Linked DNA regions of Homo sapiens: region 1 is linked to region 2. The links are chromatin loops, found by intact Hi-C in ENCODE. Cell type or tissue: Panc1. All regions are shown on one strand.

Region 1 (8,000 bases), 1.4 Mb before region 2:
ATCAGCTTCTTTCCCCTCATATTCTTGACTTGGAAATATCAGATTTATTTAACGATGAACATAGTATGTGTGTGTGTGTATGTGTATGAGTGAAAAGCAATATAGAATAATGGAGGCGATATTATTAGAAAAGAAAGAAAATAAGAAGTGAATGTTGAAGAATCAGACTCAGTTTTGACCTGAACATCCAAATTTAAAAATATAGCTTATGTGTTTTCTGTTAGATGATCACAAGAGGGAGCAATTTAATAGAAGGCTGAAAAACAAACCATTGCTCACCAATCTGGGGAGATTATGTGAAAATTATTACATGTAACACTGTTGGAGAATGCTGTGGTCACTAATAGGAACTTGAATTTGATTGACAGGAGGAAAATTCGCATGTAGCATCTGTCTCAGGTGTTGATCACTTAGTTTTATACATGGCAGCATGTCTTTCTTACTCTTGTTTAGAAAATGACAGGTGCTTTATTCAAATTACTTATTCATTTACTCTGAATACATTGAATTCTGAGGAGATGTCATATTTCCTTGGCAGTTTCCATAAAGGTCAAGGAATGTTTGTGGAGATCCAATTGATTCATTCATTTATTTTGCAAATACTTCCTGAGTCCTCTTCTAGGTTGGGGATTTGGTAGATGCTAAGGATACAGCAGGGAACAAGACAGGGGTGGATCTTGATGGTGTCTCCTACTATTCTTCCATCCTGAGTGAATCAGTGTGTACTGTATTTGAATGTCGGAAGGTCATGAATGAGCTAGTGGCTTTGGGCAAGTCATTTAATCTTTCTGGGCCTATAAAATTAAAGTGCTGAAATAGAGCAGTAGGCAGGTTTCCATCATTTTTAACCCAGTACAACTCATAGTTCAAAACAAATCATAAGCAGAACAAATCGATATTAAATTAAATAAATGCAGTAACTTCTGTGCTTTGGGCAGAGGGGGGAATGGGAAGGAAAGGTGAAAGATGACACCTTTTTCACCTTGGCCCCACTAGGATTCTGTAGGCATAGTGAGAGATTAGTGGCGTGCAAAGCCTGGGTCTTCAGGCTTTGTGATCCTGTTCAGAGATAACAAAATAAATACCAAGTTTTGGTTTAGTGGGAAACTGGCAGATATGGACAAAATTTTTTCAGTCAGTCACCATCAAATTCATAAGACAAATGTTATAAAGAGAAGATAAATTAGTAAGATACTAAGATTATGTTACATTTTACTTGATTGCTTCAGTATGATGCCAGATAAGTAAAATAAACATATTCTTCTCACAATTCTCCCTGTCAACCTGGCACCCAAGAACTTGGCACCTTTTCTGAACTTCTAATTGTCTCCTCTTAGATTATGTTTGAAGAGTGATTTATAAACGTGAAAGAAAGCTCAGACTACCAAACAGAATGTATGATATGGCCCTAACAATCAGATGGGAGGAATGCAGTTAGATGATAGATAGATAGATAGATAGATAGATAGATAGATAGATAGATAATAGATAGATAAGAAGAAAGGAAGAAAAGAAGAGGGGAGGAAGGAAGGAAGGAAGGAAGGTAAGAAGGCAGGCAGGCAGGCAGGCACATAATATACCAAAATTTGAACTGAGTATCAGAACTCAGAATTATGGGGTTATTTTAATTTTCCTTTTTTTATTTATCTGTATTGTCTATGCTTTCTGCATTCCTTTATAGACAGGAAGAAACAAATATTTTTTTCAAGGGGAAATAGTTTTCCCTGCTCCCATGTCTACCCTCCCCCATGGTTGAGAGTACGCGATTGTGCTCAAAGAACTGCATTCAAATCCAATGATCCTGACAAACTGGAGAAATGATAAAAACATACAGAATGGAATTCAATACACAGAAGTGTAGGCCAGCAGGCTTTAGAAGAAAAATCAAACAAAAATAACAGAAAATTATTAGCCCCAGAGAAGTGAATAATTTCCTGTGGTTTTCTTTTCAAATGAAAGATTCAATAAATTGATTGTGACTTTTATCCCAAGGCCAGTTGATTTTGAGGAATTCAGGACAGGTTTTGATGCATTTGTGCTTGGTTGGTGTAAATGTGCATGTGTCTAACTCCAAGTTTAAGCATCTTGAATTCATTTTTCTGCATTGATTTCAAAATAAGTCCCTTAGGATATTATTTTTTAAATGATATTCCATGTCTCTCTCCAGATGATTTCATCATTAAACAACATTTGCAAATACATTGAATCTCTTTTAGCAAAGAAAATGACTACTTAGTAAAATGAACCCATTTGCTAGAGGACCAACATTTAGTTTTAGTTTAACTATTAAGCCAGTGATTTACAAGAATACATAATAAAAATTGAGAAGTAATAAAAATTGAGAAGTCATGATGATTTTTTTTTTTTTTTTTTTTTTTGCTAACATGGATTAGCAATATTTTCTGTGGCTGCATGGCTTCCTTTTAATTGCCACATCGAACAGTGCTAATAAAGCACTGAGGACAGTTCCTGATTCTATCACTGTGAGTGGACATCCAACTGCAGTGGGGAAAAACCGAGGATGAAGTGAGACAGAAGAGCCACATTTATAATAAAAGGCACACCCGACCAGGAATCTCCAAACATTTTCTTTCTTTACAGAATAGTGTAAAAGAGAACAAGTAGAGGGGAATAGAAGACGGGAGGCCATAAGGAAAGCTCTGCATGGCTGGTGACAGATGAGACAGCAGAGAGCCCTGCCACAAAGACAGCACAGCGAGATGCCTGCTTTCCTGGAGAAAGCCTTTTCTCCCAAGATGTATCACTGCCTTTTCATGAACAAATATATGAAAGTATGTTGTTAAGGTGGCCCACTCAAATAGGGTTCTAAGGTCAAGCCACATCCTCTAGAGCAGGGACCTCAGCTTTTATCCTGGTGAGAAGCTACTCATCTAGAGGCAGATCACACCACAGCAGGAGATCTTGAGCGGGAATTCCTGCCTGGTGGCAGTGAGTATGGAGCTGGCCTGGCAGCAATACAGCCCTGAAGCCTCTTACCCACAGGCATCTGATGGGCCAGTGAGCTGCATCTATCCTCAATCTGTGCCCCACAGATATTTTCAAGTGTCCAGGACACACGTGGAGTGTGTGTGCGTGTGTGTGTATTTGGATGTGGACTGAATTGTGATCCCCCTCAAATTCATATGTTGAAGGCCTAACTCCTAATATGCCTGACTATATTTGGAAATTGGCCCTTTGAAGAGGTAATGAAGGTTAAATGGGGTCATAAGGATAGGGCCCTAATCCAACAGAAAGTGCCGTCTACAAGGCAAAGACAGAGGCCTCAGGATAAACCAAACCTGAGGTTTCTAACACCTAGATTTTGGAGAGCAAATTTCTGTTGTTTAAGCCACTATGTCTGTGGTATGTTTTTATGGCATCCCTAGCTAACTAATTCATGGGGGAAGGAGTGTCACATCTAATTTGGGATCTCTGCTCTGAGGGTTGCTGTCATCCCCTGGTAGGTACAGCAGATGGCAGTGGCACCCTGTGAGTCTGCACAACCAGCTGGCCTGCCAAACTGTGGCTCTGGCTTAGATAACTAAAGGGTCAGAGATGTAAACTTCAAGGTCCAGATTTTTTTCAATGGAAAAAAACAGAAACCCTTGCAATATAGTGTCTGCTATGATGTAAATGTTAGTGTCCCTCCCCAATTCATATTTTGAAACATAATCACCAATGTAATGGTGTAAGGAGGTAGGGCCTGTAGGAGGTGGTTATGTCATGACAGTGGAGCCCTCAGAAATGGGATTAGTGACCTTCTAAAAGAGGCCCCGGAAGGCTGCCTTGCCTCTTTTCCACATGTGAGGCTACAGCAAGAAGGTATCACCTATGAGCAAGGAAACCAGCCCTCACTAGAAGCCATATCTGCCGGTACCTTGATGGACTTTCCAGCCCCCAAAACTGTGAGAAATAAATTTCTGTCATTTATAAGCCACCTTACTTATAATATGTTGCTATAGTACCCCAAAGGAACTAAAACAGTATCTCTATAAATATCAATCAAACTGGGCCCTAGAAGAGTAATGAGATACTGCTTAAAAGGATACATAAGGGAAAAAAGTTCTCAGGCATTTGATGTTCATGAGCCTAACTCTCTGTTTCAATGATGATTTATTGGTATTTCATTGGGTCTAGGCTTGAGTCTTTGCTCATTGAGCTCAAACCCTCTCCATTGCTTCCTGGAGGTTTCTGCCTCTTTCCTCTGAAGTTTCCTGGATACACCTGTTGCTGTGAAGCTGAGGTATCAGAACTGAGCACATAACTGATCAGCTTCATGTTGACTTAAAGAACATTTTGTCCAGTTGCCATCATTGGGCCCTTATCTCCACAGCCATTCTAAGCACAAGCTACAGAGCCAAAACTGTCCGCTGTTCCTCATAAGGCTCTTAGTAATGGAAACTTAACCAATTTGGCAAGCAGGTAGCTAGCACCTACTCCTGCCACTATGTTTCACTGCAAATAATGATGCATTATTGCAAATCCACAGTGGGCAAAAATAGGCACATAGAGACCCTCTCAGTGTTTACATGTACATTAAATCCCTCCCATGTTTCAGGGTTTGCTTGAGAGTGGTTTTATTTTAACCTTTCACCCAACTTTTTAAGGATCAGGATAATTTTTTGTAATATAATTACCAAAATGATACAGAAATGTCAAACCTTTTTTACTCTATGGATCGGAAGTCATATGTCCAGGCATCGTCTGAGGATAAACATCAGGAAAGTGATTACATACAGAGAATATCAACCCAAAGCATTGTAACCAAAAGATACTCATAACTGTCTAGGTGTGAATGACTACAAGTAAATGAACCTAACTGAAAGTCACCAAAGACAACTGGACAGACAGCGAGCCCAAATGAACATCTCCTCCCACCTGTTTACTAGTCCCATGAACATCTGAGGCAAGCGTCAGTCTACTTGTGTATAAAAATTTAGAAGGGTTCATATTTTGCGCACTGAGCAATAAGACTAACATGATAAAACGTGTCTTTGAGAAGTCTGCTTGTGTTTTGGATTAATAAAGGCAGATGTGGTGTGTGGTCAAGATACACATAAAAACATATATGTTATTTTTTGGAGTCTTTCAGGGGAAAAAGGCTTATTAGATGATTGAGAGATAACTTGATCTTTCAACAGATATTGGTGACTTTGAATCGCCTTGAATTTACATTGCTTTGGCCAAAACTTGATTTAGGGCAGAATTCCCTTAGAAGAATTCTCCAGAATATCAAGTGCTTTTTTCTGGAGGTGTCCAGGTCGGAGAGGGGCAGGGGTTGATGGAAAACAGGAGTCTTGTGTTCAAATATTTTGGGAGACTTGCATTAACCATACTTTTAATTTCTATAAATTGATGCTTTAACATCTACAAAATGACCACTAGCTGTTTCCAAGTAAGCCCTGGCTCATCCCCAAAAAGCATGTGGAGATTTTAGATAGCTCTAAACCTATGCATTAATAGTCACAGTGAACATGAATTTCATGGGGCGCAACTTTGCAACATAGCTAACCTATCCTAATAAGCCTTCCTACCCTGCCTCATCCATTTCTTCTTGTAGGATTTGAACTAAAGGTTCCACTCTCTCTCTGCCTCATGGCTGACCCCACTCCTTCCCATGTGGGGCATGTGGTATTCTCCCCGGGGAACTGTGGATATAATCAAGCCTTAGAACTCTTTCTGGTTTTTCTCTTTGATCTGTATCTGGCCTCAAGGTAATGTGATTAAAACAAAACTGTGGGTTAGAAAACAAAAAAAAGGACATACTTTTTTCTGGCAGTACTCTCAGAAATGTTAATATATAAATGTGCATTCTAAATTTTCAGTGTCAAACTTACTTGGCTTTGGAATCTTTTTTTTTTTTTTTTTGAGCAGTATGTCTTGTGGAACTAGCATTTCTGAGATTTCCTTTGAGAGGTGCTATTCTGCTAAAATACTGATTATGCATGTAGGAGACATGGTATGTCAGTAAGTATTGTCTGAAGATAAAAATGCACTGGTATCATTGTGAAATGAAATCAAACAACATAGCCCAGAGAAAGCCCAACTTCCATATGAAAATCAACTGGGGACTTCCCCTTCATCAGGGATTTGGCACACAGACACTGAATGGTAATATCTCAATGAACTTACATAGTTTGTTTGGTCCACACATTTTAAAATCCGTATATATTTTGCCTTTCCTAATCTTTGAATAAATCTTTTCTGTATAAGACAAGTGCTTACTGGATGTCTTCTCTTGTATAGGCGCTAGGTACCTCAAACTCAACCTGTGCAAACTGAACTAGTGATCTTATTCCCATTTTTCTTCGCAAGTGGCAATTCCATCTACCCATTCACTTGCATCAGATACCCAGTAATCTAACAGTCTCCTCTTTTTCCCTTATCACAGTACCCACCATTGCCCACTAATCATGTCATTTCGGCATGTCTCATGGCACATCTATCCTCTCTATCTCCAATACTGATCCTTGTCCAGATTCACATTATCTCATGTCTCACTTTCATGGTGTCTTAACTAGTTCTCTTTTCCCTAATCTTTCCCCCTCTTGAGTCTCTTCTTTATAATGATGCTAATGTATTTTTTCTAAAGTACATTTTTGATTATGTTAATCTCTTTTTATAAGCTACCTGCTCTTTCATCTGTGATTTTATTATATAAAGCCCAAACTCCTTAATCTTCATACCCATTTTTCTACTATCTCACCCATACTTGTTTTTCCAATTTTCTCCAGCTGTCTACCTGTAGCACAGGAAACAAATTCAGTCACATTAATCTGGCCGTGATATGCTTTTTCACCTTTTGCCTGGGACCACCCCTCACTTCCATATCAGCTACACAATAAAGATCTATTCATCTTTCTAGATCAAGCTCAAAACTGTTCTCTATAAACCTTCTCCTGATCTCTTTCTTCTCTTTACCCACAGCGTGCACTACACAGTTTCATACTTATTTGCTCATATGTTTGTTTTAACCTCCTAGTTGGCAAGTTCCTACAGGTAAAATATTATGTATGACTCATCCTAAAATCTCCAAAGGCTGACACAGCACTTGAAATACTGAGGAATATTTTACAAATGCTTATTTAGTGAAAGGACCATTATTTCCTTTTATATATGAAATAAATTATATACTGTATACTTCTGATTTTAGATCATGTATGAGTACGATTGAAAAGTGCCTCTTCTACATTAATCACTTGATATTGCCTCTTCCTTTCCAGTATAATTGGAAAGGGAAGAAGAAACAGATATTTATCTTTGGATGTTTCCCTCAAATCACCATATTCTCACCTTCCTCTTTCCTTACTGTTTCAAAAACCCAACATTATAAATATTTTTTGAAACCAAGAAAGATGATTCCCAATTCTGATTTTTCCTCAGAGTAAATGTAACTATATAGGCAATTATTCATGATAGTACCCTCAGAGAATAGAAGTACTTTCCCCAGTTCTCCTGTTTTAGATCCTTAGGGGCAGGGATGGAATGAAACCTTCTACCCTCCATGTTTCGGAGAGCAGAGAACAACAGAGCCACTGGGAGGATTGTAAGAGGGTACTGTGATCTAAACTCTGGATCAAGCAATATGTCTCAATGTTGAGACTTTGACATAGTTAGAGTTCTAGCCATTTGTGTCAAATAGTAGGAACAAAAAGGACAGATGGACATTTGATTTCCCAAAGACAAATTCTCTGAATTAATCTGAAGTCAGTTTTTATAAGAATCTTAGCAACTATTACAAATTGTTGATTTTGGGGATTTGTAGTCTTGGGTAAAACTGGTTAGTTATCAATACCTAATAAAGGGATCATAAAAAAGAGAATGGTCAAGTTAGCCACATTTTAAAATCATTTCCATCTCCAATCTCCCATCTCTGTTCCCTACTAGAATTGTTTATAAGAGGAAATGATTTTTAAAAGGTTTTCAATGAAAAGAAAGAAGTTATGTTTTCAAAATGGGTGCTTCTCCATTCTTCAGTTTGCTGGATACTGTTATGAGAA
Region 2 (8,000 bases):
TGCATTTACTTTGTCTTTATTCACTTTTGCTCACTGTGGTCATGTAGAGAAAAACTAAATATTGTATTCCCAGTCTCCTCTGCTGTATGTGGAGTCTTAATTAGCTTTTCAAACACATTGCAGATAAAACCTATTAATCCTCTGACCTTCACTGAATTCAAAAGTTTTTGTGTTAATTGTTTTGAGAGAATAATAGACAGTTTTGCTGTTTTTTTTTTAAAAAAATCCTTGCATCTCTGCCAGGAAAACAGTAGAACCAGAAAGAGCATTTGAAAGGCTGCTTGTATTTCAGCTGCCATCTTTTACCACTAGTGCATGTCAGAGGACAGTCATTTCTAAACTTTATGAAAGTCATTTGTTTTCTTACAGCTTTATAAAATAAGCTTTTAAAATGATTTCTATCCAAAAATAGCAAAAATAGCAATTAGATCATTTAAGATGATTGTAATTTTGTTTATTAAAGCCCTAAGTGGAAAAGGAACTTACATTTATTGTCCACCTATTAAATTACGAGCACTTTGCTTGCATTAACTCCTTAAAACTTCAGGATCCCCTTTTTCCTGTGGTTTGACCATTTGTGTCAATATTCACTTTTGTTTACAAGGTTTCAATCACTCCACTGGGTACTGACGAAAAACTGATGAAAATTGTCACCCTCATTTCACAGAAGTGCACACATTCATTTGTTTTCGAGAGTAAAAATTTCTACTGCTGATGTAGGAAGGAATTAGGACTTGAAATCTGTTTTCTCTGATTCTAAAACGATTGTCAAAGTTTCAATGACCATTAGCACTTGGGAGGCAGGAGGTACTCAGTAGTATCACCCAAGGTTAAGGTGACATACACACCAGTTTTCTCCTGTAGCATTGACATAATTATTCATCACACTTTCTTTTATTCTCAGAGATGTCCAGTGTGGATGATTGTGCTCCATCTCAGAAGCTTTTAAAATTATGTATTTGCGAGTGCTGTGGGAGACCAAGGTGAAAAGATCACTTGAGACTAGGAGTTTGAGACCAGCCTGGGCAACATAGTGAGACCCGCCCCCTGTCTATAAACAATTAAAAAATTAACCTGGGGCTGTGGCACATGCCTGTAGTCCTAGCTACTTTGGAGGCTGAGGCAGGGGCATCATTTGAACCCAGGAAATAGAGGCTGCAGTAAGTTATCACACCACTGTACTCCAGCCTAGGTGCCAGAGTGAGACCCTGTCTCTAAAACAAAAAATAAATTTTAAAAAATTATGCATGTGTAAAGGCTAAAGCAACTCCATCATGGAAACTAATTCACTATGCTGACTTCTGCTTAACCCCAGTTCCTCTCAGATTTCTATTTTCAAGTACTTACCATAAATCCTGCTTATAGGCAAATTCCTTCTGAAACATCTATACCCTTTCTCTATGGTATAGAAGCCCTGGCTCTGGGGGTTAACAGTGCGGGGATCCACCACCTCTCAGCTACCCGAGACATGGCTTCTGCTTGTAAATCCCTAGGAAATGCTTCTTTCAGAGAAACTGGATCTATCAGTTTCTTTTTTTAGCCTCTCAGCTCCCATGGCCTTTGGGAGTAGGTTCACATAGATAGACCTGCTCATCTTGAAACAGCATCTCTAGAGGTTTAGAATACCAGAATCTCTCTTCCCATCAGCGATTATGATTCAGTCGTCCTGGTGCAAGGATAAGAAAGACAACTGTATTTTAAAAATGATCCTTGGGTGATTCTCTTCTGCCAGGTAAGCAAAACACTCATCAAGGCTCATAAAAAAAGCAGCCATGAGCAGTGAAACAGAATGCTTTGCTGGGAGTCGGGAGCTTGGACCTGAGGTCTAACCCTGCCACTGGATGCACAACCCTCATCGTTTCAGGCTTCTGCTTTTTCTTTATAAACCGAGAAGATGGAATGGAGTCAGTGGCTTTATGTTGGGGTTGGGGGTTGAGTGTAGAGGAAAGAGTACCTTGCAAAGTCTCAAAGTATGAGACTTTGTCAAACTATAACAAGATTCTGAGATTCTTGTAGCCACCTACCTCCATGGGAGCTGAGGGTGAGTGAAGAGGTACTTGTTCTTTTGGAAAATCACTGCTTTTAGGGTGCCAGTGTTTGGGATGAAAGTATGTTGTATGGTATCATTGCCTATGTTGGAGCAGGAAAAAAGAAAGAATGGAAACTTAGGTAGATGGTCCTGAATTTTTATTTCTAAATCAAAACATTAAAAAAAGTTTGGATTTAGCAACTACTTGATTCAGTAACTTGCTTTTCAGCTGCTTAGTTTAACCACACACACACACACATACACACACACACAGCATGAAACAACAGCTGAAGACGTATTTGATGATGTGAGCACAAATGGATTTTTTTAGTCTTTTTCCTACTGAGTTGCTGGAGGGCAACAGTGCGAACATCCACCCTTCCTTGCCAGCTGGTGTGTATTCCTAAACCAGGGAAATAACGGTCACACTTACCCTACCTATTATGACAAGCTACCTCTGGGTCAAAATTATTACAGCATGTTCTTATTAGTGTCTGAATCCCACTTTCATTTGTGTGTTATACTTACCCAGTCCTGGATGAGTAATTTTAATTGTGAGAGCCAAATAAGCAAAATGTGGAGTTAGCCCTTGACAAAAATAGCCACTGTTACAAACGTGATTTAAGGGCTGAAATGGTTCAGATCATCATCCCTGGTGTCTTTGCTTAACAAAAGCAGCTAGGAGGGGTTATTGGTCTCAGAGGTGGAATATAGCTGCTCTGCTCTGTCAGAAGGAAAGTGCTCCTTTGGCTACTTCTTCTTTGTCCACAGGGCAAATACTGTGATATGAGAAACCGGAGAGATGGGATGTATCATTGGCAGCTTGGCCCTGAAGGCTTTAGGGCAGTATTTTTCTCTTTCTGCCCCTAGCCAGCTGTCTTTTTGCACAGGTTGAATGCATGTGCTCTGCCTTTGACATTGTGCATTTAAATGCCAGCTTGTGCAATTTACAGTACAAAAGGGCAAGGATACGTGGGGGAATGAGGAAAAAAGAAACCTCTTTTCTCTTCTCATTGGCTGACCTTTGTGATTTCGCTTTATAAAGGCATTGAAAGAGCCCCTTTGACCATATTTCTGATCTTCAAAACAATCACAGAAATAGCCCTTTATAATGTTATTTATATACATTGCTACCAGTCTTCCTGCATTAGAATATAAAGAATAATTTGTATCCCTGGAACTGAACACGGAAAGCCATTCCTATCTCAGTTAGCTGAAAGTAAAACCAAATTGCACTCTGTGATTTTGGTAATAGGGATCAAAAAATTTTATATTGTAGGATTTTAGGCCAATAATACCTGAATCTGAAAGGTAGACTTAATATGCTTCCCTCAAATTAATTTAGAAAATTTCAAATTTGGAGAGATCATAACATAATAATTTTATGAGACAGATATAAAGGGAGATGCAGGACTGAGAGTGACCTTGGTGGTATGCAAATCCTCATTCTTGAGAAATGATTTGTATAGACTTAATGATTCTCTTATTCTCCTTAGGTATTCCTTCATTAATTCATTTGTTCACTTATTGAGTCCTTTCATTAGAAAGATGCTTTTCTGGGTACTAAAGAATAATGGTGGCTGGGCGTGGTGGCTCACGCCTGTAATCCCACAACTTTGGGAGACGGAGGCAGGTGGATCACCTAAGGTCAGGAGCTCAAGTCCAGCCTGGCCAATATGGTGAAGCCCCATCTCTATTAAAAATACAAAAAATTAGCTAGGCTTGGTGGCAGATGCCTGTAATCCTAGCTACTTGAGAAACTGAGGCGAGAGAATCGCTTGGACCCGGGAGACGGAGGTTTCAGCGAGCTGAGATTATGCCGCTGCACTCCAGCCTGAGTGCAACAGAGCAAGACTCTGTCAACTAAAAAAAAAGAAAAAAAGAGGAAAAGAATAATGGTGACAAGGAGACAAAGTTTTTGCATTTATAGAACTTCATAGTCCAGTGAAGGAGACAAATCATAAAGGGCATGTAGTATGATATCCGAGAATGATACTTGCTATGAAGAATTGAGAGGGCAAGTGGATAGAGAATATGGAAGGTGCTGTGTTTTCACTGGGTGGTCTGGGAAGGGCTGTCTAAGGAGATGCTATCTGAACAGAGACTTGGATGAAGAAAGGAGTGAGCTGCACACACATTTGTGAAAATAGTTTCATACAGTAAAAATGCAACCTTCACACAGAAGAAATGCAAAAACCCCAATGATCAGGGAACAGGAAAAGAAGCAGTGGAATAGAATAGCATGAGTGAGGAGCAGGTGGTAGGAGGTGAAGTTAACCGAGTTGTGGAGATCTGGATCACAAAAGATATTATCCTGAGTGAGGTCTGATGCTTTCAAAGGGCCTGAGTACAGATCATTTTAAGCAATTATAAAAGTGAAAACAATTAGAATTAACATAAACACATTTCTCGTGTGTTTTGTTGGCTGGAAAATTTGTTTAGTTGCCTCTTGCTCTGTCCCCTTAACTTTAGTGACACTGCTGTCACTGAATTTTGCATATGAAATTCTCTTCAGAAAAGGATAAGACTAGTGCCATCTGGTGGTCGTAGTTGTGAACGTCATACTCCATCCTGGAGTATTTGCAAAACCAAAAACATTTAGGCCCAGCAGTGCTAAAACTTTCAATAATACTTATCCTCCTAGGTAAATATGTCTATTGAGCACATATAAAACTAGAATATGGAAACTCGACTAAAGTATTCGCTGATGTTGTTCTGTGCTTTGAGGAATCTTTTAGTTTAGCCCAGTAGTTATTTTTGTCTATACAGTATATGCAATGCAGTTCACATAGTAGGGAATAAATAAATTGCTATTAAATTGAAATTAGCCTAATGTCTACTTATCACTGAGGTACCATTGACCTTTATTAGGTCTTCTTTCTTAGGTCTCTACAACAGTAGTATTCTTGAATCCAGAGAGAGACCACATCATTTTCTTTTTATTGTGATATTTGTGGTTATGATTATTTGGCTAGTACACTTACTATTTTTATATAGTGTTTGCCTAATAAATATAAATTTACATATGGGATAGAAAGAACTATGTTTTAACATTACATGGGTGTTTATCTTAAGGGCTACCTGCTTAGACTGTCTGGCTTTGAGCCTTGCCTCAGTCACCTGCAAGTTCTATGGATGAGCCTTAGTTTCCTTCTCTGGAAAGACTCTAATGGTTCTAACGTTACAGCGATCTTGTCAAGGTTAAATGAGAAAATCTAGGTAAGCTGTCTAGCCCAGTACTTGGAATATTACAAGTATCCAATACATGGTAAATATTTTTATAATTTGTATGTGTTTGGTATGTAGCATTTGATAAGCTAAAGGTCAAATCATGTCTCATGGGAAAATTAAATATAAATAAGTAACTAGTTTGTAAGGATAGTTCAGCCTGATCACTCAATAAGCATTTAGTTGAATTCCTTATTTGTAGTAAGCACTGTTCTGAAATATCCATCATACATTTATATTACCAAGAAGTATGCAAAGCTACAAAAGGACAAGCCTCTGAGTGTTTAATAATTGTGTTCACAGAGCCTAGAGTGGCATCTGGCACAGAGTAGATGCTCAATTAATATTTGCTGAATGAATGAATTAGAAAGGACTCCTTAAATATAAATATTATCTAGTTTTACTTCTTATTCATGTAATTATTTAATAAAATTTGATATGTTAAAGTTTCTGTATATAGATGTAAGTAAAACTGAAACGATATTCAAAATTGTATTATCATTACATTTTTACCTAGGAGAATGAAATCAGTAATAATCCTAGGGTACTCATTTTCCAGCAATAATCAAAAGATTCTTATATTACTAATTGTGAGCAGAATACTTAAAGAGAGAAATTTTGGCAAAACTATTATGCGAATCACTAAATTTGCATATAGTGGTTTTTCCCCTAAAATGTAATGTGTGTTTTAAGACTTAACTCTCAGAATGGCAATTCCATTTTCCTGCTTCCAAGTTCTTGATTGGGAACTCTTTATTATTACACATATATTTTCTATTCAGCTAAAACCTCCACAACATACAGAATAAAAGATTTGATTTTTCCTGACTGAAAGAAAAGCTGATATTTGTATATATGCATTTGTTATTTATCAAATGAACTCTAGGACAATGTCAACTGCTTACTAATATCCAATATATTCCATGGACAGCCTCCCTCAAGCAATGAATCTCAGAATATCATGGCAATGTGAAAATTCCTATAACTCACATATTTCTATATATCCTATGGAGTACGTTCTCGTTAAACATGAGGTAACACTTATTCTGTGTTTTAATGACATTTCAGTGGTTTCTAGAATTTTTTTAAAAAAATCTCAATAGAAAGGATTTAGTAACCTTAAGGTTAACCTTGATCAATATTTCGGAAAGTATTATTAATTGGAACTTAAAGGAATGCTAAATGCAAAGATGTGGCATAGGTTCATCAAAATTAAAGAAGTCATGTAAAATTAACCTTAATTCTTCATCAGATAGCGAACTTGAAGATCAGAGAAATTGTGCAGGCTTGATGCATGTGTAGCAAAGCATTTGAAAAGGTGCCTTCTGATGTGTGATTAAAAGGTAAGAAAATGGGCTGAATGCAAGAGAAAACTAGTTACCCCTTGAACCTTTACTAACCAACACTTAGTAATGGATAACTCTTAATCTGGTAGAGATGTCTAATGGTGAGTAGGGGGCTTCATCCTCTTCTGAGAGTCTCTGGATTTAGTCATTACTAAAAAGATTTTGCATTTGACACTGTTGACTATCTCTTTATCTGTAAGAAGCCTATTCATGATTTGTCAATGGTTTTTGACATGTCTGTTATAATAGGCAAGCACATCTTCAAAGCCAATGAAATTTGTTACAATTTTATGTGAAAAAATACCTTCAAGAATGCCTTTTGGGAAACTATATTCACTTGCCAACTGGCTGTATTAAACACCACTCTTTCTCTTGTCAAGTGCTTTTTCTTACAATGCCCTATTTATTCCTGGAGAATTCACTTTTATCAGGCTATGAAGTCATCAATTCAAGCTCACTATAAAGAACCAAAGCTTCACCTTAAGTGCTTAAAATACTCCTAAGTAATTTTGAGTAATGGTCAATTCTACACCCTTTAGAAACACCATTTTAATTATTTTTTATAACCAGTACTTTCTGGTATTTCACCAAGGTGTGATTTCAGATGTAATTCTAATTAAAGTAACAATTTGATTGTTTGATGCCAGAAAGTCCAGACATATAAAAGTCTCTGAAATTGAAGTGTTTTTGATAATTGTTTTGGGAGCAATCACAGGACATTGAGTCCAAGATTCAGACTGAGAGACTGAGATGCTGATGTCATTGGCATTACTGCTACTGTTGCCCCAACACTGGGAATTTGTTGAGAACAGAAAGATGAAACCATTAAATGACCTTTTCACAGAATCACATTACATGGATTCCAAACTTTCTAAAGAGTGTTAACTTTTCAAATCAAGAAGTACTATGATATCTTGATTTCTTATATTGCTTTTCCCTCGTTTTCTCCATGCTATTTTCTTTTTAATGTGATTTTTTCATTGTCCACCACATTCCTCCTTAAGTAATCATGTTTAGTTCTATGTTTGAACACAGAGAATTATTGAACATTTTAGATATTTTTTGGGGATTCCAATCTGCTGGAAGCTGTCAAGGTCTAAATTAGCTAGTTACTAATGAACCGAACATAATTTTTCTTTATTTTTTTCTTATGATTTTATCACATGATGAGAATTATTCTGGTCGTTTTAGGATTTACCATTATTATTTAGAATTTTTTTAAAAATTGATATTGTTTTAGTTAATTTTTAAACTTTTTACCACAAAATATTTATTCATAGAAGTTACTAAAAGCTACATATCCGAGTTTGGTAAGTTCCCAGCTGAGCCTACAGTCTGTTGATAAAGAGATGTAACCAATGATGATCAGGCATCTTGCTTACAGAACATTAAGAGAC

Evidence for each region. A loop is a pair of places that touch in the nucleus more often than their neighbours do. Peaks named below come from ENCODE experiments on the same cell type or tissue, not always from the same donor. Only the 100,000 strongest peaks of a DNase experiment are listed, where the experiment ranks them.
Region 1: it touches region 2 in a loop (5-fold over the local background); 10 of 110 quality-filtered maps call a loop at or near these places.

The regions. Positions count from the first base shown.
Region 1 is chr6:124,791,548-124,799,547 of GRCh38, reverse strand. All of the region lies in intron 5 of NKAIN2 (sodium/potassium transporting ATPase interacting 2), which reads right to left. Among named protein-coding and RNA genes, the nearest start is that of RNF217, 170 kb to the left of the region's middle. In Panc1, CTCF peaks have their summits at 237 (motif pointing right) and 3,476 (motif pointing right); a DNase peak (open chromatin) is centred at 3,499; H3K27ac peaks cover 7,152 bases.
Region 2 is chr6:123,412,610-123,420,609 of GRCh38, reverse strand. The region is part of intron 12 of TRDN (triadin); the gene reads left to right. Among named protein-coding and RNA genes, the nearest start is that of TRDN-AS1, 23 kb to the left of the region's middle. In Panc1, CTCF peaks have their summits at 4,368 and 4,567 (motif pointing left); a DNase peak (open chromatin) is centred at 4,569; H3K27ac peaks cover 1,306 bases; H3K27me3 peaks cover 187 bases.